2 separate regions of the Homo sapiens genome follow, and region 2 is linked to region 1. A link is an interaction called in ENCODE POLR2A ChIA-PET data of the cell type or tissue named here. Cell type or tissue: A673. All regions are shown on one strand. Links, peaks and the distances in the headings refer to the core of each region. The heading gives the core; the rest is flanking DNA.

Evidence for each region. ChIA-PET counts read pairs that join two places held together with the same protein. Peaks named below come from ENCODE experiments on the same cell type or tissue, not always from the same donor. Only the 100,000 strongest peaks of a DNase experiment are listed, where the experiment ranks them.
Region 2: POLR2A ChIA-PET joins it to region 1 with 9 read pairs; 3 of 35 experiments call an interaction of 5 or more read pairs at or near these places.

What each region holds. Positions count from the first base shown.
Region 1 is chr5:150,475,795-150,491,951 of GRCh38, reverse strand. It overlaps NDST1-AS1 (NDST1 antisense RNA 1), which reads left to right and starts at 5,960. Exons shown (of 3, transcript NR_105061.1): 1 at 5,960-6,051; 2 at 6,653-6,723. RefSeq lists enhancers at 1,942-2,121, 5,729-6,384, 14,963-15,132, a silencer at 5,407-6,196 and a cis regulatory region at 15,047. In A673, for the core only: no CTCF peak of the experiment used is centred there; no DNase peak of the experiment used is centred there.
Region 2 is chr5:150,592,439-150,608,595 of GRCh38, reverse strand. LOC124901108 (a long non-coding RNA gene) reads left to right here. Exons shown (of 3, transcript XR_007058996.1): 3 at 81-782. It also overlaps a transcript of SYNPO not described here. Among named protein-coding and RNA genes, the nearest start is that of SYNPO, 40 kb to the left of the region's middle. In A673, for the core only: no CTCF peak of the experiment used is centred there; DNase peaks (open chromatin) are centred at 7,225 and 8,305; H3K27ac peaks cover 1,425 bases.

The sequences.
Region 1 (16,157 bases), core at 7,955-10,454:
AGGCAAAGTGAGACTGGGTGGGAGGCCTCCAAAAGCTCCAGCCCATGCAGTCTGGGGTACGGGTCCCTGGTTACGAGGACAGCCACAGGGCCGCCAGCCCAGCGGGACCTTCTCAGCCAGCCCAATTTATCTGGTGTAATCTTTAGACATCCTTCAACATGGTCACCAGGGAGGAGATTGAGCCCATGGAACTTGAGCACCTTAGGCTTGATGACAGGAAGGAAGAAGAAAAACAGAGGCATAACAAAGAAAAGAAATCCTGTCCAGCTTCCTAGATGAAACCAGATGTTCCCACATACCATGCAAATTGCTCTATCTCTCCAGGCCTCAGTTTCCTCATCTGCACATGCCATCTCAGGCCATTAGGCAGAAAGTTCAGAAACTCAAATTCCAGGGATTCTTTCTCTCATCTCTAAAAGGACAGATCCCCTCTAGCTACAAACAATAATTATAACAACTGTTATCTTTGAACAGCTTCTACTTACTGCACACTTACTATGTCAAAGCACTGATTTCCTTAACCTCCCTAACAAAACAGAACTATTATTATCCCCATTGTGAAGTTGAGGAAACTGATGTCCAGGGAAATTTAGGTAATTTACCCTAGATCATGCAGCTAGTAGTAGCAGAATGGTGATTTGAACCCAGGACTTTTGATTCCACTCTACAACACTGCCCACCCCCATTGGAAAGCGGTCATGTGCAGCCCCTGCCTCCAGAGTACAGAGCCTAGAGGAGATAAGACTTGTCTTTAGGAAGCTAGAGTTCAAAGCTAAGAGCTGAAGGGCCCATGAGAGGTCCAGGTAACAGGTTCTACACATGTAAAGGAGGGAGCAGGCAATGCCAGCTCTGGAGAATTAGGGATGGCTACATGGAAGAGGTGACCCTGGAGCTGTGTACTGGTAGGGAGGATTTTAGGGTGAGCAAGGGGAAGTGACTGGAGTGCAGCATTTTCACCATGAGCAGATTTGTAGAGGTAGGAGGGGCCAGGAGCACAGCCAGAGAGAGGGAAAGAGGCCAGTTCTGCTTGAGAGTTGAGGGGGAGTGGGAGAGGGGGCCCTGCAGTCACACAGCAGGCACTTCCCATACATTGCCCTCAAATAAACAAATGCTCATTCGTCATGCACATTTTAAAATTAGATTAATCCAATCTGTATTCAAGAAACAAGGTGAGTAGAAATAAAAGGGCCAGGAGGCAACTTAGCACAAACTCTCCTCCATCTAGATAAGGATTTTGATGGCAAATTGGCTTTAGCCCTGAGGCCGCAGGGTCCAGGACCGCTGCCCCCAAACATCCACCTCTTCCACTGAGCTCCACACCTCCAAGACAGAAGCTGTGAGGCAGAGCTTTGTAAGAGCCCCACAGACAGAGAAAGCAACTTTGCTGGTGACCCCCAGAAACCAAGAGAGCCTCCTTTAACCTCCACTGCAGGGAAGGAGGGGAACAACCCCCGCCTGCGTCTTCACTTTCAAATCCACAAACTCACCAGCCCTTTTGCCCTAAGCCCTACTGATTCAGCCTGATTCATGATTTAGCCTTATTTCTTCACAGGTGAGGAAAAAGAGACTGACCCCATTTCACAGATGAGAAATGGAAGCAGAGGGTTCAAATCCTCTGTGAAAGTACAGTCCTTAGCCCAGCTCTGGCCACTGCTCCAGACATCCCCAAGGGGCCCCTTGACAGTCAGCTGGGCTGAGTGTATTCCAAACGGCAAGGACTCTCCCAGTGGAGCTCTGCAGGCCAGGCCATATGGAACTCCCCAGGACGTGCAGGAAGGGCAGCTCCAAAGCTATGAGAAAACAGAGGGTGGAGGTGGGCCAGGCACCATCCAAATGCTGAGATTCTTGGGTGAAAAGGGAACTGAGAGTGGCCACCCAGGCCTGCCCCTGCTGATGCATCCTCCTGCCGCCTCTGCAGCTCTCCAGGCTCTTTGCATACCTTCAGCCATGCTGTTCTCGCCTTCTTTCTGGGCAGCTTACTTCCGGACTAGCTTCCTTGGAGCTGTCACCCTTGTTGCTTTCTCCATCCTCAGGAACCCTGAAGGACAAGACTATGCCCCCTACCTGTAGAGGGCCTTTCAGGGATTTGAAAGCAGTAATATTGCCCCTTAAGGGTTATTCCCCAAACCTTAAAACCACCTGTGACGACCCCAAATGCCAAGACAGCTACAAAGTCCTGCAGCTTCCCCCTCCTTCCCTGTCAGTCCGCTGCCTGAGTCAGCCTGTGGTCAGCTTTCTGCAGGACCATGATGAGCGCAATCTCTGGCCTGGTCTTAACTCTGCCAGTCTTGCTCCCATCTTTGGTCAAAAGACCCCTGAGAAGCAACACAGTAAGGCAGAAATAGTTCAGGCCTGGGTTCAAATTCCAGCTCTATAAGTGACTCCACCCCTCTGAGCCTCTATTTCCTCATCTGAAAATGGGGCAGGGATAGGGGACCAGCAGCAGCAGCTACTTTGCAGAGTATTGTGATATTTCAATGGGGTGTCTGTAAAGAGCCTGGCATGGTGCCTGACACAAGGCACAGGAACAGGCATCGAGTCAATGAGCTACTTACAACCCTCTGTCCTCTCTATAGGCTACAGAATAAAATCCAAACTCCTGAGCAGGGCACTGCAGGCTCCCCATGACCTAATCTTGTCTCCTATTGTCCCATTTCCCGCAGTCTGCACCCTCGAAAACACTTCCTCCTCCAGGAGGCCTTGCTGACATTAATAAGCAGAAAGCGTTTCCTTCCACTGACCTTCCAAAACCCATCTATAACTGATCAGATCCTGCCCCATAGCCATCATTTGAATCCTTGTCTTCTGTCCTCCATCAGAACAGCCTCTCCTGAATCCAGCAGGACTGCACCCCATTTCATGTCCCCTGTCACCCTCAGCCACAGACATTTTCCATACACATTTCACAAATTACCCTAATGTTCCATTTCAAGTAAAGAATGTCCAAGTCCTCCAAACAGTCCAGATATTTCAAGCCATACTCAAATCCAAATTCCAGGCCAGTAGAAGTCGGCCCAGCCTCCAGAGACTTGCAGGCCTGGCTTTGGTCCCAAAGCATGGAAGGGCGGCCAAAGCACAGCCAAGCAGGTCCAAAGCCTAGGGCAGAGAGAGCTCTGGGCTGCCTAGACCAGAGCCCATTTGTGAGTTTGTCAGACGCCAACCCCCAGCCTATGATCTTAAATTCTTGACCACATCCTCAACTTGTGATTACAAAACTGTTCGTCGCATACCTCCTTGCGACAGGAGGCTCACTATCCATGTTCTCTTGCTTGCTGGGGCCCTCCCTTTACTTGTTGATTCCCCCAGAGGCCTTTCCTCTTGCTCTGACCACAATGACAAGGACAGTCTGACCATATGACGAGTCAGCCTTCCAACTCCTCCATTCAATGCCCTGCTTTTCTGAGTCCCCTCAATGTCCAGCAAAGCAACGGAATTTCCACATTTATTCCTACAAGCTGAACTATCAGCCCAGGAGGGCCCCCTATTTCCAGGGCCCTCAAAAAGCCTACAAACCCTGCAAAACCCAGACACAGTGCTGGAACACCCCTCGGAGCAGGCTGAAATGCACAAACTTTCCTTCCCCAAGAACTTCTCTCATTATCTACCCCCACCCACCACACTCTCTCTCAGCCCTAGATTTAAGATGTTGTTAATTAAATTGCAATTTGTTTTCCATTTTTAAAGTAATTACTCAAGGACCTCAATCAGAGCCCGATCAGTACTCATAAGATGTCACCCCCACCAAATGATTGGGCCAACCCAGGGTGTGAAAGCCAGCAGAAATCTAAGCCACTTCACGTATTCACTTGTGGGATATTTACTGAGGGCCTACAGGGTGCCCAATACTGAGCTAGCTAGGCTCAGGGACCTGTACACACATGCATTCTCCATTAGGGTTCTGCAATCCTGACACTATTACTATCCTCAAGGACTCTGCGCATCCAGACCCGTCTATTAGTTAGCAATGAGAACCCCTGCCATGGCCAAGTTACACAAGAACACCCTTGCCCTACCTCTGCCCCCTGCTGATCTGAAAGTAACCTGGTCTGAAAGAGAAGTAAAGATGTGGCTGTCCCTGGGTGCTAGGGAGAGAGGCCTGTTGACAAAGCCACCAGCTGTCTCCAGTCAGAGCCAGGGAGACAGGCTTCTCCCTGCACCATCCGCACTGCCATAGACACAGCAGCCAGCAACAGCACTTGGACCATTACGGAGTTCCAGGCCCAGTCTCCAACTGACCTCCCTCCTGCTCCAGCTGCCCATGCTAACAAGAGCCAGGGCACAAGACCTCACTTGGAACAAGTACCAGGCAGAAGAGAGCATTACCTGCCGGTGGGGAAAATGGGGAAGAGGACAGATGTCCCCATAATTTCAATTGAAAATGAAACTGTACAGGGCCAAAGTTGTAAAAAAAAAAAAAAAAAAAAAAGGAGAAATAAACTGTGAGCTGTCACAGCAAGACACTCTAGAGATCTGTGGCTGAGACACAGGCTGAGAGAGGGAGGTAAAATCCAAGCTCCACCACTTTCTATCTGTGTGACCTTTACAACCCTGCGCCTCAGTTTGCCCCTCCGTAAAATGTGGTTAATAGTAATGCGGGAGAATTAAATGAGAGAATGTATGTAAAGCAATGAATTAGTCCAGCGCCCTAACACACAGTAAACGTGAAATGTACTTGTTGAATATAAGCATGACACCATTTACTGAAATACCACACACTCCTCTCATCCTCATTCTAGCAAATACCATTCTCCCCATTTTACAGGTGAAGAAACTGAGGCTAGGGGAAGGTAAGGAACCCACTCAAGGTCACACCGCTGGAAACTGACAAACAGCCAGGTCGCTCTGAAGAGACCTGGGGGCAAAACTGCCCGCAGGCCATTCTGAAAGCTCTCCTGGGTGGGGAGGGCAACAATGGGCGTTCAGGGGGTGGGGCTCTGTATTCCCTTAGCCTCGCAGGGCACACCGGGCTGCTCGAATCTGCAAAAAGCCAAGTGGCCAGTCCCCAGATTCCCGGCCGGTCCTAGAGCCCACCCGTCCCACCGGCGCCCCCTCCTCACCCCTGTCCCAGGGCGTTAAAGAGCTGCGTGCAAAGGGAGAACTTCTTGCTCCCGAGACCCTGAGGGAGGAGGGGAGTTAGACAGCAGGCCGCTCAGAGCCCGCAGAAAACCGGTCCGGCTGCCTCAGCCTTCGCGAAGCCAGGACCCGGCCTCTAACCCCCTCCCTCGCTAGACAAAAGTTTCCCCTGTTCGGGAGCAGGGGAGGGGGAGGGGGCATTCCTCGTGAGTGACATTATCCGTGACCTACAGCTGCCGCGCTGCCCTCGCCCGCACCCCAGCCTGCCCCCGGCCCCGCGCGGCCCCCTACCCTTTGTCCTCCCACCCCCGCGCGCGGGGCCCGGCCGACTCCACCCGCCCGCCCGGCGCCCGCCCGCACCAAACTTGCGCCGGCGGCCGCTGGGGGCCCCGCGCGGCCTGCACGCCGGGCTCGGGCCCCACCGGCTGGGCGACAGGGGACTGGCAGGCCCGGGCCCTCTCGGCCTCTTACCTGCCACGGCTGGGGCGCCACTCGGGGGAAGGGGCGCTCCCGGCGAGGAGCGGGACGCCTGGGTCCCCCGGGCCGTGCGTGCGCCTCCGGGCTCCGGCCCGGGCCAGGGTTAACCCCTTCGCGGCCGCCTCCCGCCGCTCCCACCCCCGCTCCACGCCGCCGCCGCCGCCTCCTCCCGCCCGCTCTCCTCCCCCTCCCGCTCCCTCCCGGTGCCCAGCCCCCAGTCCCGGCCCGGCGCTGCGCCGGGGCAGCTCGCAGCCTCCCCCTCGTCCCGCAGCGGGGAGGGGTCTCCCTGGAGACTGAAGGTTGGGGCGCGCTGCCTCGCCCCCTAGCCCAGAGGGGCGTACCCGTGCGCCGAGAGCCCCCAAGCCCGTCTCCCCTTACCTCCTCGGCCCAGCGCCTACCTCCCCGAATCGCGGCCGCTGGGAGCGGGGTTCGATCCCGTGATGCCGCGTGGGTGCCGGCCAGAGAAGAGCTCCGGAGGCCGGGGCGGCCGGCGGGCGTGCGGTGAGCGCCCCGGGGCGGGGGCCGGGGCGGGACCGAGCGCTGCTATCGGGGCTGGATTTCTCGACTTCCACCCGGATTCTCCCTCGGCCCTCCCGGCCGATTCGGTGCTGCTCGGCGACCACGTGACGCGGGCTGCCTTTGACCCCTATCTCCGAGCGGGTAGGGGGCGGGGGCCGGAGGGGGTGTCAGATGCAGGACCCACGAGGGCCGGGGCGGCTGCCCGGCGTCCCCGAGGCGGTGACCCCCGGGAAACAAAGCCCGGGGGGAAACCAACAAGTTATTCGGGGTCAGAGACGAAACAGCGCTGGGGGTCGGGAGAGGCGGCAGAGAGAATGTGGGAGACAAAGACCCGCGCCCGCGGCGGCTCCGAGGGCCCTGGGAACGCTCTGGCTGGGCTCGAGAGGGCCTCCAGGCTCTTCCACCCCTGGGCTTGTGACAGCTCTCCAGGACCTCCTGGGACAGCTCCCCGACCACCAGTGCTCTGCCAGAATGACCCCTCCTGGGCAGACCCTCCCTCCCCCAACACACACCTTTGCCCTGACTCTCGAAAACCCCTTTATCGTGATTATGTGGTTCATTTACTGGTTTCATTGTTTACTAGAATGTCATCTTTCCCAACAAGTTGTTCCCAGCAGAATCCTCTCTCCTGGCACAAAACAAGCAGATGAAGAGGTAAATGACCTTGTGCAAATCTCTTCTCCCGCTGAGCCTGCCCCCCAACCCCTGTTATTCTAGCTATCCCAAGGACTCTGCAAATTAGGCAGGATGACAGTGGTTGTTCCCGTTAAACAGATGGGAACAATGAGGCTCAGAGAGATGAGATGATTTGGCAGGTTAATGAGAGCCTAGGCTGGCACTCGGATCGGCCTGCTCCCAGTGGAGGGCTTTCTGCCACCCATGAGCCAGCCTGTAAAATGAGCAGGGTGGGGTTGGATGAGTGAATCCCTTAAGGAGCTTGTAAGGATGCAGATCACCCGGCCCTGGAGATCCTGAGTCTGGGAAACAGTGGATTGGTGGATTCCTAAGGACCTTTAGAGGCTCAAGATTATCCAACTGGGCCGGGCGCGGTGGCTCACGCCTGTAATCCCAACACTTTGGGAGGCTGAGGCGGGCGGATCACGAGGTCAGGAGTTCAAGACCAGCCTGGCCAACATGGTGAAACCTCCTCTCTACTGAAAATACAAAAATTAGCTGGGGGTGGTGGCGCATGTCTGTAATCCCAGCTACTCAGGAGACTGAGGCAGGAGAAAATCGCTTGAACCCGGGAGGTGGAGGTTGCAGTGAGCCGAGATCGTGCCACTGCACCCCAGCCTGGGTGACAGAGCAAGACTCCGTATCAAAAAAAAAAAAAAAAAAAAAATTTAGAGTATCCAATTGTAGGAACAAAGCTCAAAAAGTATACAAGGCCGGGTGTGGTGGCTCATGCCTATGACCCCAACACTTTGGGAGGTTCAGGCGGGCGGATCACTTGAGGTCAGGAGTTGGAGACCAGCCTGGCTAACATGGTGAAACCCATCTCTACTAAAAATACAAAAAAAAAAAAAAAAAAATTAGCGGGGCATGGTGGCAGGTGCCTGTAATCCCAGCTACTCAGGAGGCTGAAGCAAGAGAATCACTTGAACCAAGGAGGTGGAGGTTGCAGTGAGCCATGCCACTGCACTCCATCCTGGGTGACAGAGCAAGACTCTGTCTCAAAGAAAAAAAAAAAAAGGCTGGGAGTGGTGGCTCATGCCTATAATCCCAGCACTTTGGGAGGCCAAGGTGGTGGATCACAAGGTCAGGAGTTCAAGACTAGCCTGGCCAACATGGTGAAACCCTGTCTCTACTAAAAATACAAACATTAGCCGGGTGTGGTGGTTCGTACCTGTAATCCCAGCCACTCGGGAGCCTGAGGCAGGAGAATCACTTGAACCTGAGAGGCAGAGTTTGCAGTGGGCCGAGATCACGCCATTGCACTCCAGCCTGGGCAATAGATTGAGACTGTGTCTCAAAAAAAAAAAAAGGCCAGACATGCTGGCTCACGCCTGTAATCCCAGCACTCTGGGAGGCCGAGACGGCTGGATCACGAAGTCAGGAGATCAAGACCATCCTGTCTAACACAGTGAAACCCTGTCTCTACTAAAAATACAAAAAATTAGCCAGGCGTGGTGGCGGGTGCCTATAGTCCCAGCTACTTCGGAGGCTGAGGCAGGAGAATGGCATGAACCCGGGAGGCAGAGCTTGCAGAGAGCCTGGGTGACAGAGCAAGACTCCGACTCAAAAAAAAAAAAAAAAAAAACAGAGTGGGTGGGGTTAGATGAGTGAATCCCTTAAGAGGCTTGCTAAGGATGCAGATCGCCAGGCCCCTGGAGTCCCTGAATCTGCCGGTCTGGGGGTAAGGCTGGGGCAAATTTGGAAAACAGTGGATTGGTGGAATCCTAAGGACCTTCAGAGGCTCAAGATTATCTAACTGTAGGAACAAAGCTCAAAAAATATACAAGCCACCAGAGCAAAGCAAAGGAGGACAGAGAAGCCAAGTCAGATGCGTAAGAGTGGGACAGACTCCTGTTTCCTCCAAAAGCCAACCTCCTTGTGTTGAGGAAAGGGGCTTTCTGTCAGCCTACTCATATCACAGAGGGGGAAAGAAGCGGAGGCCTTAACAAAGTGAGATGCTGGGAGACGGGACCAAGCTTCTGACTTCCATATGTGACCATGTGACATCTTTGGACTGGGTATAGTCAGATAGGACTGGACCTGATGGTGATGGCCACAAGCCCAAACTGCAGGCCACATACAGAGATAGGCTTGTGACTTCCTAGAACATGGTCCTGTCACTGTACCAGTTTGGTGAGGGTAACCAGCATAGACCAGCAAATTCTCCTTGGTGATCTGTGTTCCTGTGCTCAGCAGTCTAAAATCCTTGAAGATGGTCTGGGTCTTTGTCATGCTAATTTCTGCCTTAGAGGGTCCCTTCCAGCTGCATGAGGCCCTGTGAGCATCTTTTCTGTGCCAGGCACTGTGCTCCTGGTAAGGCAGATGCAGAGTTGAAAGAGACGGGAGCTTGCACTCCCAAGAAGTGTCCATATTTGTTTGGAGATGACCTGCATGTCCCTCCTTATGTCCAGAGGCTGGTGGAGCTGAGTGCCTGCTGGTGAGATATAGTATAATGCTGTGGGCTGTGGCTTAAGGAAGAGAGGGGAGCCTTGTTTTTTTTTTTTTGAGACGGAGTCTCACTCTGTCACCCAGGTTGGAGTGCAATGGTGAGATCTCAGCTCGCTGTAACCTCCACCTCCTGGGTTCAAGCGATTCTCCTGCCTCAGCCTCCAGAGTAACTGGGATTACAGGTGCCTGTCACCACGCCCGGCTAATTTTTGTATTTTTATTAGAGATGGGGTTTCACCATGTTGGTCAGGCTGGTCTTGAACTCCTGACCTCAAGTGATCCACCCACCTCAGCCTCCCAAAGTGCTGGGATTACAGGCATGAGCCACTGTGCCCGGCCAGAGGGGAGCATATGAGGGAGATTTTACGGGAGGCAGCTTCTGAGCAGGGTCAGAAAGAATGGATGGGATCAGGGTGGGGAGATGGACATTCCCAGCACAAGGAACAACTCGTGCAAAGACCACGTGGAAGGCTCAGGAAAAGCAGAGTGTTGCATGGGGGAAGGGGATGGAGGAAGCAGGGAGGAAAAAATGAGCAAGAAAACTGGAGAGCTGGTCAGGAGCAGATGATGAGTGACCTTGTATGTGATAAGGTCCACGGACTAGACCTTATCCTGAGGGCCTGGCCGAATGAGCAGACAGGTGAAAGAGGTGATAAGAGTAACCTGTGGGAATGTGGAGGGGAAGGGAAGGGCCAGAAGCCAACAGGCCAGTCAGGTCAGGGAGCTGAGCTCGCTGGCTCACTAGGGGAGTGGCAGATCCATAGCATTTGGAGGCAGCCTGTGAGTTGGGGCGACTCCATGTCTCTGGCAGCCCTTGCTCATCTTCTCAGGTCTTCCGAGTTGCTCTTCACTGAGCTGGGCCCAAATCCTTCCAACTCATTGTCACCCGGAGAACCTATAAGGAGGCGAGGCCCGGGCCCACCCAGGGAGGTGGCTGCCGTGGGTCCAGGTGAAGCATGGGACCTACATTTCTAACCACGCCCTGGGAGGTTCTGAGGAAGACTGCTCTTAAGAGCCTGGCTCCTCCCTCTCCACAGGACCATCTTTGTGCTGAGGGGCCCCCCTGCCTAGACTCCATCCTCAACCCCAGGTGGCTCCCACTACCCACTTCACACCCTCGATGGCTGTCCCAAAGTCAGCTCCAACCCAACAAGTCAAAGGCTGAACTCACCAACCTGCTTCTTCTCTTCCTCCTGTGTGTCCAATTCACATGTTCAGTCCTAAAACCTGATGCTCCACTCGTCCCTACATCCCATCCATGAGCCAGTCCCATAGGTCCTATGTCCAGTTTTTTTCTCTAACCCAACCCCACTTTTCTTTCTTTTTTTTTTTTTTCTTTTTGAGATGAAGTCTTGCTCTGTTGCCCAGGCTGGAGTGCAGAGCCGCGATCTTGGTTCACTGCAACCTCCACCTCCCGAGTTCAAGCAATTCTCTGCTTCAGCCTCCCGAGTAGCTGGGACTACAGGCACCTGCCACCATGCCCGGCTAATTTTTTTGTATCTTTAGTAGAGATGGGGTTTCACCATCTTAGCCAGGCTGGTCTTGAACTCCTTATCTTGTGATCCATCCGCCTCGGCCTCCCAAAGTGCTGGGATTACAGGTGTGAGTCACTGCACCTGGCCCTCTTCTTTATCACGACCACCCTAGTCCAAGCTGCACAGGTCTCTGCCGTGACCATGTTTACAGCCTCCTCACTGTGTCTCTCCCTCTCTCTGACTCTATTGCAACCTCATCATGACCATTTCCTAATTAAAACCACCAGAATGGCCCATAGTTCCCAGGATAAATTATTTGCCTTGTCTGCCTTATTGGCTCCACCGCCCTCCGCAGTATACTCCACCTTCCCCTTTACCTAATTTCCCATTTAGAGTAGGGATGCCATAATATGCCATGAAATTAGAGTTTAAAATAAAAAAATAAATAAAATAAAGTATGGACTCAAGCCAGGCTTCCTGGGTTTGAATCCTGACTCTGCCACATATAAACTATGTGACTTTGGGCCAGTTTTTCAAACTTTCTGTGGTCAGCCCTCCTCTCTAAAGTGTAGATAATAATAGTACAACATACCTCCCAGGGCTGTTGTGAGAATTACATAAGTTAAATATGTAAAGCCCTTAGTGTGTTATCTGTTATAGGACAAGCACTGTACAGTTACAGTTGTCCCTCAGTATCCATGGGGGAATGATTCCAGGACATTTCATGGATATCAAAATGTGTGGATATCCCTGATATAAAATGGCTTAATATTTGCATATAACCTATGTACATCCTCCCATATACTTTAAATCATCTCTAGATTACTTGTAATACCTAATACAATGTAAATTGTATGCAAAGAATTGCTATATTTTTTAGAGAATAATGACCCAAAAAAAGTCTGCACATGTTCAATACAGACAATTTTTTAAAATATGTTTTCGATCCATGGTCGGTCGAATCCACAGATTCAGAATCTGTGGGTATAGAGGGTTGACTGTTTAAATGTTAGATGAATGATTCATTGTGATCCTTTAGGTCTGAGATTTTTTTTTTTCTTTTTTTCTTTTTTCTTTTTTTCCTGCAGGCTGGAGTGCAGTGGTGTGATCACGGCTCCCTGCAGCCTTGACCTTCCAGGCTCAAGCAATCCTCCCACCTCAGCCTCCCAAGTAGCTCGGACTTCAGGCATATGCCACCAAGCCCAGCTAATTTTTAATTTTTTATAGAGACAGAGTTTCACCATGTTGCCCAGGCTGGTCTTGAACTCCTGAGCTCAAGCAATCTGCCTGTCTCTGCCTGCCTCGGCCTCCTAAAGTGCTGGGATTACCAGCCTTTTTTTTTTTTTTTTTTTTTTTTAAATGTGTCAGGCTCTCGCTGTGTCATCTGGGCTGAAGTACGGTGAGCAAGATCACAGCTTGCTGCAGCCTCAAACTCTTGCACTCAAGCAATCCTCCCATCTCAGCATCTCTAGTATCTGGGACCACAGGTACATGCCACCATCCCCAGCTATAAGTCTCCAATTAAACTTAATTTCCTCCTGGGCTTTTCCTCAGACCCTAATCCAAACCAGGCTTCCTGTATACACTTCACATCTCCCTCTTTATCACCCTCGTAGTTACCTGTCAGCTGCCACTCTCTCCCTCTAGATTGTGAGCTCCATGTGGGCAGGACTGTGTGTGTCTCAGACGCCCTGAGCCCCAGTGCCCCAAACAGCACCAGGCACATTGTAGGCAACCAGCACATACTTGCTGAATAAACAGATGAAATGAAAGTTCACAGGTTCATTATGAAACAGAGGACACTGTCTACCTAACAAAATGCCCATCAATGGTACTTCACTCTTCATTCAACAATTATTAGTGCCTCTTCTATAGTCTTCCTCACACCATCCTGGTGGCAGAAGGGAAATAGGGAGACACAGAGATGAATAAGATAGATGTGGTTCCTGTCCTCAAAGACTATACGGTCCACTGTGAGAAAGTGCCGTAATGCATAGGAAGATACAACGCAGTGTAACCACGTTGTTTTAGTCTGTAACAATTTTGTTTCCTAGGAGGCTGGGGCTGGTCTTTGGAACAATGAAAGTGAAAAGTAACTGAAAACAAACACTGTTGCCTACTTCAGCCAGCACCACCAGTTCCCAGCAAGCTACTTTTCTGTCTCTCTCCCTCCCTCCCTCCCTTCTTCCTTTCTTTCTTTTTTTAACAGGGTCTTGTTCTGTGGCCAAGGTTGGAGTGCAGTGGTGTGATCATGGCCCACTGCAGCCTGGACCTCCCAGGCTCAAGCAATCCTCCCACATCAGCCACCTGAGTAGCTGGAATTACAGGCACGTGCCACCTAATTTAAAAAGAAAAATTTTGCAGAGGCTGGGCACAGTGGCTGAGCTGAGGCAGGAGGATCACTTGAGCCCAGGAGTTCAAGACCAGCCTGGGTAACATAGGGAGATCCCGTCTCTACATACATACATACTCTAGGCATAGTGTTGTGCGCCTGTGGTCCCAGGTACTTGAGAGGCTGAGGTAGGAGGATCACTTGAGCCTGGAAGATCGAGGCTGCAGTGAGCCATGATGACATCACTGCACTCTAGCCTGGGTAACAGGGTGAGACCTTGTCTCTTAAAAAAAAAAGAATTGCCGGGTGCAGTGTCTAATGCCTATAATCCCAGAACTTTGGGAGGCCAAGGCGGGCGGATCACCTGAGGTCAGGAGTTCAAGACCAGCCTGGCCAACATGGTGAAACCTGGTCTCTACTAAAAATACAAAAATTAGCCAGGCATGGTGACGCACGTATGTAATCCCAGCTACTCGGGAGGCTGAGGCAAGAGAATCGCTTGAACCTGGGAGGCAGAGGTTGCGGTGAGCCGAGATTGCGCCACTGCACTCCAGCCTGGGTGACAGAGCAAGACTCCATCCGTTTCAAAAAAAAAAAAAAAAGTCCAGGCGCGGTGGCTCACGCCTGTAATCCCAGCTCTTTGGGAGGCCGAGGCGGGTGAATCACGAGGTCAGGAGTTCGAGACCAGCCTGGCCAACATGGTGAAACCCCATCTCTATTAAAAATACAAAAAAAAAAATTAGCCGGGCATGGTGGCGGGTGCCTGTAATCCCAGCTACTTGGGAGGCTGACGCAGGAGAATCGCTTGAACCTGGGAGGCGGAGGTTGCAGTGAGCTGAATTCACGCCACTGCACTCCAGCCTGGGCAACAAGAGCGAAACTCTGTCTCAAAAAAAAAAAAAAAAATTGTAGATACAGGGTCTCCCTATGTTGCCCAGGCTGGTCTTGAGCTCCCCAGCTCAAGTGATCCTCCCACCTTGGCCTCCCAAAGTGCTGAGATTATAGGCGTGAGCCACCACACCCGGCCAGTGCTGTCTTTAGAGCAGGAAGAGTAAGTCCTGTCCCAAGGGCATCCAGGCCACCACCTTTTTCTCTGCCTGGAAACCTATTTAGCCTTCAAGGTCCCACTTAAGTAGCGCTTGGTCCAGGAAACCTTCTTGCTCCTGCTAGAGGTCTGTATGGGCCCCAGTCACAGCTCTAGTGATTTTCTGGGAATATAGCAGGATTTGTCAAGGACAATCCAAATTTCATGTCATTTGCTTCTTTAAAAAAAAGAAAAGGTGATTCAATGAATGTGTAACTACATGTGATTTCATGTTTGGACTTCAGTGGAGGCAGAAAATAGCCTCTGTCAGACCACGTGACCTGATTTGTGGTTTGGAGAACATGGTCACCATAATTACAGCATTGACCACATGCTGTAACAGTTTCCTCTCTCTTTCCCTCCGCCCCCCACTGCGCCCTCCCTCCCCCAACACACACACACACACACACACACACACACACACACACACACACTGAACTTTTCAAGTGCTAGGACTGTTTTCCTCCTGGCAGACCTTGATATCTGTTAAACAAACAGCAGAGAAAATCTGTAAAATGGGAAGGCTATCCCTGCTTCAGCCATACAATGGATATAAAATGTAGAAACCGAAGACTGATATAGGGGATGTGGGTAATTCACAGCAATTAATTACTGACTCTGATGCATGCCACCTGCTTTCTTGTATCTGTTACTTCAGCAGCCCAGAGAGGTACAGCAACTTCCCCCAGGTCACACAGACAGGGGTGGCAGAAGACGTTTGGAATCCGGGTCCATCCAACTAAAAGATGCAATTATTGTCACCACTCACACTACCTCCCAGTACCTAGGGGCCATAAGCCCCCAAATTCACCAAGACCACCTGGGCTCTGTGCCTCCTTCCCTCACTTCCACGGGATTCCCTCGTGCCCTTTCCTTCTACACACCACTTTCATCAGTGCCACTGCTGTTTGAAGAGCACTTCCAGTGGGTTCCCAAAGAAGTCCTGTCTTGGGGTCCAGGTTTCCTGTTTCAGGCAGAGCCTAAAGATGCATGTTGTGCCTTCCCAGACCTTCATCCCTCACTCCTGTGTGCTGCTAGCACAATCCATTTCACATGTAGTACTTTCCTCCTGGTTTTGGTTTTGTTTTGTTTTGTTTTTTGTGACGGAGTTTCGCTCGTGTTGCCCAGGCTGGAGTGTAGTGGCGCGATCTCAGCTCACTGCAACCTCTGTCTCCCAGGTTCAAGCAATTATCCTGCCTCAGCCTCCTGAGTAGCTGGGATTATAGGCACCCACCACCACGCCCAACTAATTTTGTTTGTTTGTTTGTTTTTTGTTGTTTGTTTGGTAGAGATGGGGGTTTCACCATGTTGGCCAGGCTGGTCTCAAACTCCTGACCTCAGGTGATCTGCCACCCTTGACCTCCCAAAGTGCTGGGATTACAGGCGTGAGCCACAGCACCTGGCCAGAAAGTACTTTCTAAAAACCAGGAAGAAGCCAGGCAAGGTGGCTCACGCCTGTAATCCCAGCACTTTGGGAGGCCGAGGCAGGTGGATCATGAGGTCAGGAGTTCAAGATCAGCCTGACCAATATGGGGAAACCCCGTCTCTACTAAAAATACAAAAATTAACTGGGCATGGTGGCATGCGCCTGTAGTCCCAGCTACTTGGGAGGCTGAGGCAGGAGAATTGCTTGAACCCGGAAGGCGGAGGTTGCAGTGAGCCAAGATTGCGCCACTGCACTCCAGCCTGGGCGACAGAGTGAGACCCCATCTCAAAAAAAAAAAAAAAAGAAAGAAAGAAAGAGAGAGAGAGGAAGGAAGGAAGGAGGAAGGAAGGAAGGAAGGGAGGGAGGGAGGGAGGGAGGGAGGGAAGGAGACCATCCTGGCTAACCTCATGAAACCCTGTCTCTACTAAAAATACAAAAAATTAGCTGGGCGTGGTGGCGGGTGCCTGTAGTCCCAGCTGCTGGGGAGGCTGAGACAGGAGAATGGCGTGAGCCCAGGAGGCAGAGCTTGCAGTGAGCTGAGATCACGTCACTGCACTCCAGCCTGGGCAACAGAGCGAGACTCCGTCCCCCCACCGCCCCCCCGCCAAAAAAAAAAAAACAGAAAGAAAGAAAGAACAAATGAACTTT
Region 2 (16,157 bases), core at 6,871-9,370, 120 kb before region 1:
GTTTAACTCCTGGGGTTTCAGGAAAAAAAAAATGTATTAAAAATAGTGGGTTTTATTCATTTGTTTTTTCTGTTTAAAAGCCTAACCAGCCTAAAGAAACCATGGGAGGAGAGGCTCTTACCCTCTCCTTTGCAGATGTGGGCCCGGCTGCCTCACACTCCAGAGCAGATGGGCCACAGGCTTATAGGTCCCAAGGAAGCTTCACTTCATGTGGTACCCAGCTGGCCAGCCAGGAAGATGGAGGGGCTTCTGGCTGGCCTCTCTTCCTCTCCTAGAAAGTCATGCTGGCCCTTTTGGGTCCATGGGCCAAAGGTTCATGAAGGTGGCTCTGCCTGTGAGACATCAAGCTCCTGGGTTGAAGGACTTGGATTAAGAAGAGTGACATCAGTGCACAGTTTATGCCAAGGGCTTGGGGCCTCAGTCCAGCTTCTTCCTGGACCACCACCAACAACAACCAGTGATAAAAATAATTATACTAGTGGCTGACATTTATGGATTCTTCCTACACACTAGGCTATACCACAGCGAGTGCCTCGAAAGGAAATATAGTATAGCACTGTGCCGTCCAACATGGCGGCCACTAGCCACATGCACTACTGAGCACTTGAAATGTGGCTAGCCCACATTGAGATGTGCTGTAAATAAAGAATAGACACCAGATTTCCAAGACTTAGTACCAAAAAAAGAATGTAAAATTTCTCATTAACAAGTTTTTTTCTTACATTTATTACATGTTAACATGACGCTATTTGGAGTTTAAATAAATGCATTATTAAAATTGATTTCATGGGCTTCTTTTTTCCACCTTTTTTTTTTTAACTTTTTAGTGTACCTGCTAGATAATGTAATATTACATCTGTGCTCGCATTACGTTTCAGGGGACAGTGCTGGCATTGCAGTCAGGAGGGCTGGTCTCCACTGCCATACTCCAGCACTGCATTCTGCCACGTACCAGCTGTGAGACCTGGGTCAAGTTATATCACCCTCTGTTCCTCAGTTTCTTCATCTGTAAAACTAGAATAATAATAGTACCTACCTCTCATTTAAATGTGCTTGGCAAAGAAAGTCTTCAATAAAGATCAGCTATCCTGGCACCCCTTGGCATTGGGCTAAGTGATTCCTTGGGTTATTACGTGCCTCAATAGGTACTGAGCTCCGTGTCACTTGTGGTAAACAAGCAGAGAATGAGAAACTCCTCAGTAGAAATAAACTGACCCCAATATTACAGGAAACCCAGACCAGCACAGAGCATTGTAAGACCATAACCTCCTTCACTCTGGACATTCTACCTTTATTAATGCAGCCTAACATCAGATTTGCTTTTTTTTTCTTTCGACAGCTATGTTCCTATTACGCTTATGGCCCACAAAGACGTCACTAAATAACTGCTACTTTTATGCCATATCTCCCACATCCTGTACCTAGGCAGTTGGCATTTTGAGCCCAATGGAGGACCTGACACGTATTTAAGTTAGTTTGGCATCATGCTGACAAGGACTCTCAGTAAGGACTGGAGCCCAGACTCAAGTCTATCAAAAGATAATAACCCCCTCCCCCTCCCCCCAATGTAGGATGAAATAAAATAATGGAAGGGAAATATGTTTTGTCAACAGTTATCCAAGGCTACTATTAAATCCATTCAGGACACAGTTGTTGAGGCTGGATGAAGAACAAGTGTGAGGGCGTCAGATACTGGACAGGGAAGGGCTGGAGGATAGAAGTACAGGCTCAGGAGTTGGGGGCAGGTCAAGGAAAGGAAGACACTGAAAGAGGCGGCTGAGGGGCGCTCAGCCTAACTGTAGATTTGCTCGGTTGGCCAGCCCCTGTCACCTGCCTCTCCTCCTCACTGAAGCCTTGGCTCAGCACACACTCAGACGTTCAGCCCTGTTCCTTCCAACCCTTGTGACTGTGGGCAGGTCACTTTCCCTCCCTGGACCTGAGAAAAGGCAAAATCATGTTGCTGCTCCACAGGGCATGGCAATATTGGAGGTGAAAGTGCTGGTCCCCATGCCCGGCGCAGAGCAAGAGCCCAGTGCTCTGGGACAGTGTGGCAGCATGGTTCGGCAGCCGGCTCTGCACACAGGCAGCCTGCCTTGGAGAAGCCAAAAACGAACTGTGTGGCCTTGGGCAAGTGACTTCCCCTCTTCTCCATGTACAAATCAAGAATAATCACAGTGCCCACCTCACTGGGTGGTTGTGAGGATGAAACAATATAAGAGCTTAGAACAGAGCCTGACAGTGGCAGTGCCCAGTATACAGTAGGTATTACTGCAGTGAGGGGGTTGAGACTGTGTAAGTTGTTGGGGCAGAGGGGAGCAGGTTGAACCAGAAGTAGCTACAGAAACACGCCATCCCAGCATCTGTCCTCCAGCTTGGAGCTTCTTCTGCTGTGTGTCTGTGTGCGTGTCTGTGTCTATGTCTGTCTGTGTGTATATGTATTCATTGTGTATGTTTGTATGTGAATCTTGTGTTTATGTGGATATCTGCATGATATCTGCATGATATCCACGTGTGTGTATGTGTGCACATGTACGTGTCTGGGCGTGTATCTGTGTGTCTGTACGTGTTTCTATGTGGCATTTTGTATATATGTGTCTGTGTGTAATCTGTGTAATTGTGTTTCTTTGTGTGTATCTTTGTAACAGTGTGTAAGTGTGATGTATATGTGTCTCTGGGTACGTATGTATGCATCTGTGTGTGTCTATGTATATCTGTCTGTGTGTATTTGTGTGTCTGTGTGACTGTCGTGCGTTTGTGCCTATATTTATGTGTGTGTCTGTACGTGTCTCTGTGTATCAGTGTGTGCATATCTGTGTGTGTGTGTGTGTGTGTGTGTATGTGTGTGTGTGTGGTGGGGGTGGTTGGAGTCTGTCTGCAGAGCTGCTGGGAGTGGCCCAGGAGGTGGTCCAGCCAGACCAAACAACCCCAGTGAGCTTGCAGCTCCAGGCTTTTCTCCTGACTCTGTTTGCTTTCTTCCTCTCCTTTCCGGTCCCCTTTAACCCATTCCTGCTCCAGTGAAGCTGGGAAGGAGGCCCTGTCCGGGTAAGTACCAAGGGCCTCCCCTTCCCCTCTCCCCATAAGATTTCCTACCTTCTTGCCCCCACCCCTCCATCCCTGCCTTGTTGCCACATTGATCCCACAGAGGCCCCTTCCCTATCTGAGCCTCAATTTTCTGAGTTTCCTCATCTCTTTAAATATCCTTCAGGTATGAACCATCATACCATCCCTGCTATCAGTGACAAGGAAGAGTGCTAGTCCTGACCACCCGCCAACCTGGGAGACTCAGGGAGAACATTCCAAGAAGTGCTTTTGGTAGTGTTTATGGCAAGATTTGAGACCAGCCTCAGGGAGAGCCCCACCTGGGGCTCAGGGCCTCTGACCGTCCAACCTCACTACTCACAAAGGCCGTGGTCCCAACTTGGAACTGCAGGGACTATCAGAGGGGAGCAATTTGAGGAGCAAAGGCCTCTGGGTTTCCATTCAGCTAGAGGAGTGTTCATTGAGCACCTACTATGTGCCAGGAGCTTAGGGTTGGCTCATTTCATCCGCATAACTGCCTTGTGAGGTAGGTGCTATTCCTGCCCACTTTACAGATGAGGAAACACAGACGTGGTGGGATTAAGTAATCTGCTTGAAGTTATGGAGCCATGGGGAGCGGGGATGGGACTGGAACCCAGGCCTGCAGAAGAGTTGGTGCTCTTCTCTCATCTTAGGGCATATCATTTGCTTCCGCATTCTCCCCTCTGTAAAATGACAATCACACCCCCTCCTTAAGCCAGCAGAGCTATCAGCAGGCCTGATACCTTTGAGCTACAATTTGTTCAGTGCCAGCCGCAGTGTGTGCCAGGGCTTCTGTGCCGCCACCTCGTGAATTTTCACGACAATCCATTTTACAGGTCAGGAAGGTGGAGTTGAGACGCAGTCGCCTGGTGAGCTCCCACGGCTACTACAGGAGCAGAGCACGGGGTCACCTAGTTTCTCTTCTTTTTCTTTTTGCCTCACCCAGCAGCTACCTTCAGTTTTTCCTCGCCTAAAGTTAACATTGCCACCGGTAGATATGGATGTGACTCCATAGATAAACTGCATTGTTGCCACTTCCACACACTGCCCCTACCAAACCCAGGAAAAAGAAATCAAAGTAAAATCTAAGGAAGTCAAGAACCCAGGGCATCACTGTCGGTGAATAAGTTCTAGAATCTTCAGCCTCCATCTGCACCCCATTCCTTAGCCCAACAGGGTGGCTTACTTAAGCAGACCACAGTTATGGGAACAGTTTTGCTTTTAAATGAGAATGTTTCTTTGGGACGCAGTTGCTCTTTAAGCGCTCATCCTCCCCACATAGCAGTGCCACCTCCCGCTCCCTGGTCAGGCAGATCTCTCTATAACCGTGCCCATGCCAGGACAGCATGAAGCAGATCTCTGTTTGCCCTTGGCCTTGGGTATAGCTGCTAGTGGTTCAGCAGGACCCACAAGGCCACTGAAGGTCAGTTAGAATGTGGCATGTTCTGCAGGCAGAGGCTATGCCCCTGATCATGGCCAGCAGCTTCCCCAGGGTTTGAAACAGGATTCAAGGGAATCCAGGCCCAAGGACTGTGGATGACTCCATATGCCCATCTCCAGGAAGCCCAACTCCAAAACTCACAAGGTTCTTCCCCCTAGGAAAGGCACCCTTCCATAAGAACAAGAGTCTCCTGGAAATAGCATTTTGTTTCATCCTAGGGCAGCACTAGAGAATCGCTTTAGCCTCATCAAGGACAATGCCTCCTGGGGCCAGAGGAGAGGTGGGCCAGAGAGGGCAAGGAGCTTGCCTAGGGTCACACTGCATGTCAGGGTCAGGGATCAGGTGGACCCAGCCCTGTGCTCCTTCCTCTGCATCTCTGCCTCACCAAGAAGGGACTGTGAATTCGTCCCTACCCAAGGATGCTGTCCACATCCTGGAGCCAAAGCTTGGTACCCTTTGCCTGTTGCAGGACAAGACAAGAAAGAATGGTCCCGAGAGCTGCATTTCCTGCAGCAGAGCAGGGTCAGGCTACCCTAAAGAGCTGGTGATGAGACAAATCACCAATGAATATCCACATATAAGCAACTGTGGTCACAAGTAACACTAACGGCAACAGCAAATCTAGCAGAAAGGGAGGAGGGTGAGGGAGTATGTCCTGAAAGATGCCAGCTCTGACCAGCTTTGCCTGGAGAAGTGACTGGGGAGCTTTGCCAAGGGGCCCCCCCAGAACCCTTGCACCCTCCCAGTGCACCTCTCCCTGGCTAGTCCTGGGCTGGCAGATAAAACGCAGCCAAGTGGCCTGGGAGCCAGAGCTGAATGGCAGGAAAGGCCAAGGCCAGGGTGGCCTCTCGCCTACCCACCCATCCTGGTGATTCAAAGCCAGGCTGAGGCCGGACAAAGCACTTGAAAATGTCAGTCAGGGGACAATCTCTTTCCCAAACTCCTTGCCTGTGACCTTGGGCATCCAGCTTTTACTCAGGATGGCTGATCTTTTCCCCAGCTCTGCGCATTCCATCCCCTGCCCCTTCCCACATAGCACTCACAGCATACACCACACACACACACACACACACACACACACACACACACACACACACCCTAAGGTGGCAACTGGGCTTTCCACTCTGTAATCACAGAATTACAGGGCGGTTGCTAGTTTGTGGGGGCCAAAAGATGGCCTACATAGCAGATCACACCTTCAGGCCCTAGACAGTCAAAACCAACGCTCTTAGGAACATTTAAAATGATGAAAGCGGCTACACGTGGTGGCTCATGTCTGTAATCCCAGCGCGCTGGGAAGCCATGAGGGAAGGATCGCTTGTGGCCAGGTGTTTGAGACCAGCCTGAGCAACATAGTGAGACCCTGTCTCTACAAAAAATAAAAGAAAAAACAGCTGGAAGAGTTATGATCATGCTACTAGACTCCAGCCTGGGTGACAGAGCGAGACTCTGTCTCTAAAAAAATAAAATAAACAAATAAAAATAAATAAACAAATAAAATGCTGGAAGCGTAATGACAGCCCATTGCCAAAAGGGACAGAACACAAGGATCTTCTCCTGATCCCCGGCTTTTATTCATTTGGGTCCATTATTCCTTTATTTCCAACTACCCGCTGGCTTGATATGCTATTTAGACACCTTTCCCTAATGTAGGTAAAAACAACACACACTCCTTGTTACAATGAAAATTGGCAGTCTACATGGCACCGTCTCATGGGCTGCCAGAGGTGCACACACCAGACTTTGGAAAACACTATCCTGGCCCAACTCTGCCATTGTGGGGATAGGGAAACAGGCCCGGAGACAGGAGGAGACGTGTCCAACATCCGTAGCAAGGCAGTGGCAGGGCCACCACCAGAACCCAGAGCCTGGCGCCCAGTAAGGCTCATTCCTTAAGGAGAGATGATCCAGGACTCAGGTCACCTAGGCCCTCTGGGAGCCCCATTTGCCACAGAACCTGAAAGTGTGGACTCCAGCCTCGCACCAAGGCTGAGCCCACATCCCAGTGTCCTCTGTGCCCCCGATGAGTCTGGATGGCCCACCACTGTCTCCCCGATGGCCATAAGGAAGCTGTCCCTCACTCAGGCTAGGTTTTCTCACCTGCCAGGGCTACAGTGGTGATGCCGAGCTCCTGGAGGTGACTGCTCTGAAAAAGATGAAAACAGATGTGGGAGCCGAGATTGTTATCACCTCCTTGCTCTACTTATCAGCTTTTCCCCCAGGGAAATGGGCAGAGGTTGTGCAGGTGCCAGAAGACTGAGCTGGGCTGAAAGAAAAGGAATGAAGGAGGATGGTGGTCACAAGGGAGTCTCTGCACAGTGAGGACCACCCCCTACTCAGGTGAGTGTCCTCTCACCCCAGAGGACCCTCCCAGGGGGCAGCCAGCAGGCTCCCAAGCTCTGGGTGACAGGTAGGAGTGTGCCCAGGACTTAGGCCACAGGAGGCCACTTCAGCCCTGCAAGCAGGAATACCCCACCGACCTGCAGACAGGCTCTCGCGTGTGCACACACGCTCATTCATACAACAAGCACACGCACAGAACTCATTCACTCACACTCTGACACACTCTCACTTGTACGGATGCAAATGACCCCGAGCCCTCCTGCACAGCCCCTCACCCACCCTGGGGCACATGGTGGGGCCAGCTGCATCTTTTCTCCCCCAGCCCCAAGCCCCAGGCTTGGCGGCGTCTCTGCCCCGCTGCCTGGGAGACACATGTGGTTTCAGTTAACAGGAGAGCTGGCATTTCCGTCCCAGACAGCCAGGCCCTGCCAGGGCCCTGGCCCTACAGGCACCCGCAAGAAGGGCCACCTCCACCCCCACTCCTCCACTGGCCATCCCAGGGACCCCGAGGCCCCCTCTCCCCTGGAAGGCCCTGTTCTCTTTCCCTGTGGTCGCCCCCTCACCTGTAGCCGGACACCACACCCTCTGGCACAGCAACTGGCTGTGCCCGGGCCTCTGTCCACGGCTGCCCGGCTGCCCGCCGCCTGCCCGCCTGCTCCTCACTCGCGCTCTGTCTGGAGCAGGCTGAGCGGGATGGGAGGAGGGCAGGGTGTCAGGGGGGCGGGCGGGAGGGAGGGGAGGGGGCGTGTGGAAATGAAACTTTAATAACAGAGCCCCTTTTGTTTCCGAGCATATGGGATATTTCATACATACTGAAGACATTAGCCGTCTATATTTTTAAGGGCTTGGGCTAAAGGATGAATAAATACAGCCCATATTCTGCTTGACAAACACACACATCAGAGTACTGACTTCTGTAGCATTTCAAAACCTGAAGAAAAAGCCCCCAGCGACACAGGACACTTAAAAATAAATATGTTTCCAAAACCTTAGGCTGGCTTTGCCCCTTCCTGGAGCCACTTGGAGGACTCGGGGCTCCCTTTATCCCACAGCACTTCCCACCACCCGCTATACCTTCTGTGCTATTGTGGGAAGCAAGCCCCTGGAATCCAGCCCCCTGCCCCATTTCCCTTTCCCGGATCCCTTAACCCCCCAGCCAGATCCCTGAGTGTTAAGAGTTCCAGAAGAGCTTGGGATCTCTGCTATCCTCATTGCAGAGATGGGGAGCCAAGGCTCAGAAAGGGGCAGGGACTTGCCTCAGGTCACACAGCAAATCCGGATTTGGGCCAAGGGGCTGTGCCTTCTTCTTTCAACAGGAGGGATCCCCACTTCCCTGCCTGGGGGATGGGCTGGGGAGACCCCAGAGCCCCAGAGGGAGGGCTGTTGTGTGGGCTGGGAGAGTGCCCGCCTGCCTTTCCCACTGGAGTGCTGCTCTGGGCATCCCCTCCAACTCTGGGCACCCATCCAGGGGTGACGTCAGCAGGGCTGGGAATGGGGCTGGCCCCAGGAAATCCCCTTCAGGCCGGCAGATCCCAACAGACCTGGAAGCCTCAGGTGCAGGAGCCTCCCTCCTTTACAGTTCAGCTCCCAAGTCCCCTCTCGCCCTCCATCTGTTCTCTAGGAACAAAAGCAGAGGCCCAGAGAGGTCTGAGGTTTGGCCAAAGTCACGCAGCAAAATGATGGCAGGACAGAAAATCGACCCCGGCTCTTCTGAGCTTGTGTTTGCTGGCAAGGTTTTGCCGGCAAGCTGTTCCCAGCTCCCTCCAGGCAGGGTCCCTCGGTTGGGGTCTGTGCAGTTTCCCCACTCATGTCTATTCATTCTCCGGAGGTGGCCTCAGTTCCCCTCTCCTGTTAGAATTCAATCCCTTCTCATCAACTGCCTAACCATCCATTTAGTTAAGCAGTTAACACAGTGCTTGACACTTACTAAGTGCCCATGATAAATGCAAACACTTTATTATGATGATATTGATTGAGTCCCTGCTACAATCAAGCCTGTGCCCAGCACTGGCACTGCAGTAGTTACTGTAAGACAAGCCCCCACCGCCGACCCCCAGGCTCACAGTACAGAAAGAGCCTCTGTCTTCGCAGATGTCTTCTCAGGGACTCTTCTCCGATACACTTTGCAGTAGGTACCACAGTCATCCTCACTTTAGGGCAACTGAGGCTCAGAGAGGTTTAGATGTCTCCCTAGGCCACACTGGTGGTAAGGGGGCTGGGCCTCCAACCAGGATTCCCTGACTCCAGAGCCAGTGCGGGTCACCCTCCTGGGGCTCACTCAGTACTTGGCCCCAGCATTGGTCCCAAGACTACTCAGCACCGCATACCACTGGGTGTCTCTACAGCCAATAACAGTCACTTTCCTGGCCCCTGCCAGGAAGAGCACCCCCAAACCATCCATGAAAAAGGGGGCACTGATGCAGAAGCTTGCTTCCCGGGTTCTTGGCCTCACCATGCCACTAGCAAGTGTGTGGGGTCCCTTCTCTAAGGACCTGGTTCTTTACCTGTGAAGCAGAGATCGTCGTTTCACTCAACTGTGAGCATCACGTGATATTAAAGGATGTGAGAGGGGCTTCGCCCGGTACATGGTGATTTCCCTGTCTGGAATTTTGTGTTGAGAATGGATCCTGGCATTAAATCCTGTCTGGGTTGCAACAGGCCCTGACAGGCCTCCTTGCCCATGGGTGGCCCTCGGTGTAACCTGCATCCGGCCCCAGAATCAGCTTCCTGAACAAGCGCTTCCGTGTCCTTGTCGTCACCCTTGCAATAAACCGACAGCAGGTCCCCCGGCCATATGAGGGGCTAGAGGGGATTGATTCAAGGCCCCTGTGAACCTGGCCCCACCTCAACCTCCCCCTCCTTCCCAAGCCAGACCCCCCACCATGTCAGCCTGCACCTTCAGGCCTCTGGGGACCCCTCCCTCCCCACCACCATCAGCGGCCCCTGCCTTCCACCGCCACCATCAGCTTGCTGATGTGGAAAGTCCATGAGTTGTGTTGTCTCTGCACATGGAACTCTCTGTTGGTAACAGTTCAGAGGCCTCTTTAGAAAGGGGGTTTCGTAGGAGTTCTGGGCTGGGCTCTGCAATAGCAAGTTTCCCAGGTACTGGGATACTTATCTGGATACTATATCTGGATACTTATCTGGATACTAATTATCTCATAAAATAATAAGAAAACCGCCATTAATGGAGCACTTCCTCTGTGCCGGGCACTGTACTAAGCGTTTCACATGCACCATACACGCATTCCTGACAACCCCAGAAAGCTGGTAGGGAGGCCGAACTGTTTGCTGAAAGCCCCCCAGCCTGTCCGTGGCAGTGCGGGTATTTAAGTGTGTCCTACGAGTATAACCTGCTACCTCCAGCCTATGCCCTTCACGGCAGCACAGACTGGCTCTAGGGGCAGCATTTTCTGTCCCTGGTGACAGGATGAGCCCCTGGAGGAGTGAGACTCAGCCTCAGTCTTTTCTTTCCCCCTGCAGCAGGGCTGAGCACCGTGCTTGTTCTGAATTGGCATTCGTGAACATTTGCTGCGCTGGATGCCAGAGAGGTCCTGGTTAAACTCTCAGATGGAAGGAGGTAGTGTGTGTTTCTCTGTGGGCGGGGGACACTGCTTCCTCGGTCTGGCGAGCCCTACCCGTGACCACGATGTGTTGCGAGGGCAGTGGGTATTCACAGGCAAGATCCCACTACTGAGGAGTGTGAGGGTTTTGACCCACTCTGTTTCTGATACAGGGAAGTTTGTCCCTCCTTAGGTAACCGGGTGGTTTCCTACCCCCAGGAAGTCATTATATTCATGCCAAATTTAGTGTGGTCTGGGTGCGGTGGCTCATGCCTGTAATCCCAGCATTTTGGGAGGCTGAGGTGGGCCGATCACTTGAGGTCAGGAGTTCAAGACCAACCTGAGCAAGATGGTGAAACCCTGTCTCTACTAAAAATACAAAAATTAGCCAGGGTGGTGGCATGCGCCTGTAGTGCCAGCTACTCAGGAGGCTGAGGCAGGAGAATCACTTGAACCCGGGAAGCGCAGGTTGCAGTAAGCAAAGATCATGCCACTGCACTCCAGCCTGGGTGACACAGCGAGACTCTGTCTCAAAAACAAAAACCAGAAAAACCTGGCTGGGCACAGTGGCTCACAACTGTAATCCCAGCTCTTTGGGAGGCCGAGGTGGGTGGATCACCTGAGGTTGGGAGTTCCAGACCAGCCTGACCAACATGGAGAAACCTTGTCTCTACTAAAAATATAAAAAAATTAGCCAGGCGTGGTGACGCGTGCCTGTAATCCCAGCTACTCCAGGGGCTGAGGCAGGAGAATCGCTTGAACCTGGGAGGCAGAGGTTGCGGTGAGCCGAGATTGCACCATTGCACTCCAGCATGGGCAACAAGAGCAAAACTCTGTCTCAAAAACAAAACAAAACAAAACAAAACAACAAAACCAAATTTAGTGTGGACACTCAATCAGCACAGCACACTATGTCCCAGAACTCCTGGGCTCACTGAGCCTCCTGTGTATGTTGATGGTGAGGGATGGGACACAGCCGAGAGGTGCAATGTCTAAGAAAACAGTCCTTGAGCATGGGCTCAGAGTAAGAGGCGTTAAATGGAGACTTGAAGAAACAGGAAGCTCCAAAGCCCACTGTCCCCCACTAGCCAACTTAGCAGAAGCCACAGGAAGACAGCAGGATTGTCTTGATTTCCCAAGGGAGGTTTATTGAGACACAGCACTAGGTCCCCAACCCTCACTATCACAGCCCTGCAAGCAGGTGCCAGTCCTACCATCTAGGTTCCCCTTCTAGAATCCAGAATGTGGACAGAAGTCATGAGGCTTTCCAGCCCTTGCAAACTCTAATGGTTGGGTACATGATGGGGCCCGTGGGTGTGAAATGCATACACTATCTTCCCTTACCTTCTAGCCTCCTTGCCCTGACTTGGGTCTTTGCATGGGGGATCTGAGCCCGTGCAGGAGATGGCAGCCTCTTCTGGGTCCCCTACCCTTGCTCAGCAGGAGACACTGCTCACCAGACCCATTCTGGGACCCAGGGACCTCAAGAAGGTACCCTGGGCTGTGGGAGGGGTAGATCACTGGCCCAGGAACCTTCATCTCTGGCAGAGCAACCTTCACCAGGGCCCCCTCTGACACATGAGCCGTCCTGATCAGATCACTGGTAATTGAGTTGCCTTGGGGGGTAAATTCCATCCAGATGTGGAGGGCGGGGTGGACTTCCTGAGCAGAGCAGGGGCGGGGCACTGATACATGGGGGCCGTCCGTCAACTCGCCAAGTACCTAGGAGGCCTGGGATCGAACGTCGTCTTCTGAAAAAGCCAGATGTAGAATTTCAAGGCCAGGATATCTGAGTCCAGCCTTCTTAGTGAGCAGATAGGAAAACTGAGGCCTAGAGAGCCTAGAGAGCAAAAGGGACTAGTCCCACAGTGACTGCTGGATTTGCGGGATCAGAATTCCAGGTCTCCTATCTGGCCAGATCTCTTCTCTGGGGGTGTTTAGGGGAAAGTAGGCAGGGTGACCCCCTCCCCCAGGAATCTCTATCAAGCCCTGGATTTGGAGGTCAGGAGTAGGGGTCAGGAAGCAGAGAATCTGTGGTTGGGGGAGGCTCTCATCACCTCCAGCTTAAACCCCCAAACTATAGAGAGCTGTGTTTTATTTGCAGAGATTGTGGGGACAGAGGAGAGAAGATTCTAGGGGCAAGCCTGTAAACAAGACCTCCCCCCAACCCACCTGCCCTTGCAGGGTCATGGGAGAGCCTGTGGCCCGGGCCTCTTTTCCCAGGGGAGGCCCCTCCATGCTTCTCTCCTTTGAGAAGAGCCGCTGGGCCACATACCTTCCTGGCTCCGTTGGGCCGACTTACGGGAAGGCAGGAAGGGGCCAGCCAGCTGGGGGGGTGGGGGGCATGAGAACTTGGAGAGAATGAGAGGAAATGAGGGGGGAGTGGGCTGGGGTGGGGGGAGATTAAGAAGGGAATTTTTTTCCTCCTGCCTCATGTTTTGGCTGCCTTAGTGTGAACATGTCTAGGCGCCTTATCGCGAAGGCCAGCACAGTCTGCACGAGAAAGAAAATAGTGTCTGCAGCGGAGAAAATTACATCTTGATAAAATAGCCCTTTGGAATGACATTGTGGGTCTCTTATCAGCGAGTGGCTGGGCCTTACATACCTCTTGTCTGCCTGTCCCCAGGCCCCTAGATCCCTCCTTTTCTTCTCTCTCCCCTGTCCCCTGACTCCTAATGCCTACCCAGAGAGTGGCCTATGCCGAAACTGTCAGCCAAGTGTGGAGACCCAACTTGTAGTCCTGTTGCTCCTGATGCTGTGAGACCTGAGCCAAGTTCTTCTCCTCGCTGGGCCTCTGTTTCCCTTCAGGGAAGAACAGGGAAGGGTGGAGGAACAAGATGGTTTCTGAAGATCCTTCCAGCATTAGCATCTCACAGTGCTGACATTTTCATACTTGGTGATTCTATGTGTTTTGAACTTTTCCAACCTCTTCCCAAATGCCATCGCATGCTAAATGTCTACGATCTAAGATGTGCAAATCCCCTTCATTTCCATTAGATACATGAAGTTCTTGCTTAATCCCCAGGTAAAGCTACCCAACCCAGAGTCTGTGCAGCTCAGAAGAGGGTCCGCCTCAGCTTCCACCTGAGAAGTCTTGCAACAGCACGGGGTCTTCCAATTTTTTAGGCATAAATATTTTTTTCCTCAAAATATTTCCTACATGGAAATCCATATAAAATAACAGACAAGTGAAGCAATCATGCCTGCTTCATCCCATCTCCCTCATCCTCCACATCTGCTCTTCTCAGGCCTCTGACCTCCTTCCACAGCATCCAGGCCCCACTGAAGCCCCTTGCAAACTTCTGGGGCAGTTGATGGAGGTCTGGACAGAACGGCAAGAGTCCTGCTCGACCATTACCTTGCTGTGCAAACTTGGAAGGACTTTCCCCATCTCTGAGCCTCAGTTTTATCATCCGAAAAAAACTGGGGATAATGTTCACCACGCCCACCTCCCCAGGTTGTTGAGGGATAAACTAAGTGGTAAATAAGAAAGTGCTCCGTGAACTGAAAGACTTGATGATGATGAGAGAACTTGTAGTCTGCAAATGTGAGGCCCGGGAGAGCTTTTAGTGACCATCTGTGCAATTCCTTCTTCTTACAGTTGGGGAAACTGAGGCCCAGGGAGAGGGGAAGGAATTTGACAAAGGCCACACAGTGAGATGGCAGCAGATCCAGGGGCAGGTGGAGGGACCCATTTCTGTAGCCATCTGTCAGGAAGGCCTGTTGGTAGGTTGTGGGGAAGACTGGTTGCTTTTTAGGGATCCTGCCCAGCTTGAGGATTTGCTCTGACCCCTCTGAGCTACTCAGAGTCTGGGTTTTCCCCTCTTCCAGCCTCCTGGCTCTGCAAGGCAGGGATGGGGAGAAAGCCCCTTTGTGTAGCAGCCAAGCCCCAGCTCTGACCCAAGTTTTTGTTCCCTAAAGATCTTCCCCCTGGCAGAGAAGCCCCATCTCCACTGCCCCAGCCCCACTTGGCCAGACTCCCCTGCCGCCTTCCACGCCACCCTCAAGCCGCAAGTCCTGGCCCACACACAGGATTCCACAGAGCGCCTCTGTCCTCTGGCCATCTGGATGGCAGGGTGGGAGCTAACACACGTCTGCAGGCTGAAGAAGGACAGCGCCAGGGTCAGCACAGCCGTGCAGGGTAAGCCCCTCCACCCAGCAGGGACACCCCCTGCCCCATGTCTGACTTCATTATCACCTCACTTTGTGGGGCTTTATTATTCCAGAACCAAGCACTGCCAGAGCTGGCAGCCCCCTAAGTCTTCCATGACTGTTACCTACATAGCTCTCAAACTGCCATTCTACTGACCACACACTGCCCATTTACCCACCAAACCCAGACACCGCCTCTGAATTCTTATCACAGTTCCAGCCAGCACTGGCCAACCAGAACAGACACAAATGTTTTTATTGTTAGAAATAGGCCACACCCCGGGCGTGGTGGCTCATGCCTGTAATCCCAGAACTTTGGGAGGCCCAAGTAGGGGGACTACTTGAGCCCAGAAGTTCAAGACCAGCCTGGGCAGTGAGGCAAAACCCCATCTCTACAAAAACACAAAAATTAGCCAGTGTGGTGGTGAACGCCTGTAGTCTCAGGTACTTGGGAGGCGGAGGTGAGAGGATGGTTTGAGTGTGGGAGGCAGAGGTTGCAGTGAACGGAGATCATATCACTGCACTCCAGCCTGGAAGACAGAGCAAGACCCTGTCTCAAAAAAAATAAAAAGAAATAGGCCAAGCCACTTCTGGAATATATAAAATAGAGCCAAGGCTCAGAAGGGAAAGGAGTGTTGCCTGAAGCTGCACAACAAATAAGGGACTGCGTAGGGAACAGAACCCAGGTCTCCGGGGCTCTGCCTGCAACTCCTGCAGACTCAGCATCCAAAAGCTCAGAAAGGAGCTTTCCTCCTTGTCCTGGCTCTGCCCTGGCCCCGGCTCCCAGGACAAACCTCATTCTTATTCCCTGCCTGAAGATAGCACACAAGTCAGGGCCTCCAGGCATGCCCTGGTCTGGGGGCCTAAGGCCATTTCTCCGCAAATGAGAAAGCCAGAGACCAGGCCATAACAGGTAGAATTCAAAGAAGTATGTCTATTCAGACTCCAGTGGGCTACCAATACAGCTCTGAAGGACTGTCCCGGGACAGAGGGGAGCACTTTGTTCAGAAGGCAGCGGTTAATCTACAGAGACATAACAGGAAGGCAGGTTTCTGTTCAGCCTAAGGAAGAGCTTCCTAAGCTGCCCAGTGATGGAAAGACATACCTTGGTAGGTGGTGAGCACCCTATCACTGGACACAAGGTTCAGATGCCCACATGGGGTGGGCAGGACTGGTAGGTGGTATTAGAGGAGATACCCTTAAAAGCCCTTTTCCATCTTGAGAGGGTGTGATTTGGGCAAACACACTCAGTCACTCAAGCTCACAAACCACAGTCACTCGAACACAAGATCCCCGGTCTTCAGAAAGAAGGGTCAAGCCTTAATCACTGAGGAGTGGCCTCTGTCTTCCAGGCTATGGCTCAATGGGAGGAAGGGTGCTCGGGCTCCAAGATTGCTGTCTTACACTAGCTGGCCTATGGGTCCAGCCCCAATGCCTCCTTCTCCTGCATGGAGCCGTCAGAATTTCCCCCATTTGGGATGTTCTTAACCTACTTGCAGATTCCCACACTAGCGTGTTTTGTTGGTCTAATTCCACCTTGAATCAGAACAGTGTTTCTCAAGATTTTTTTTTCTTGGTGGCATAGGGACATGGAACTA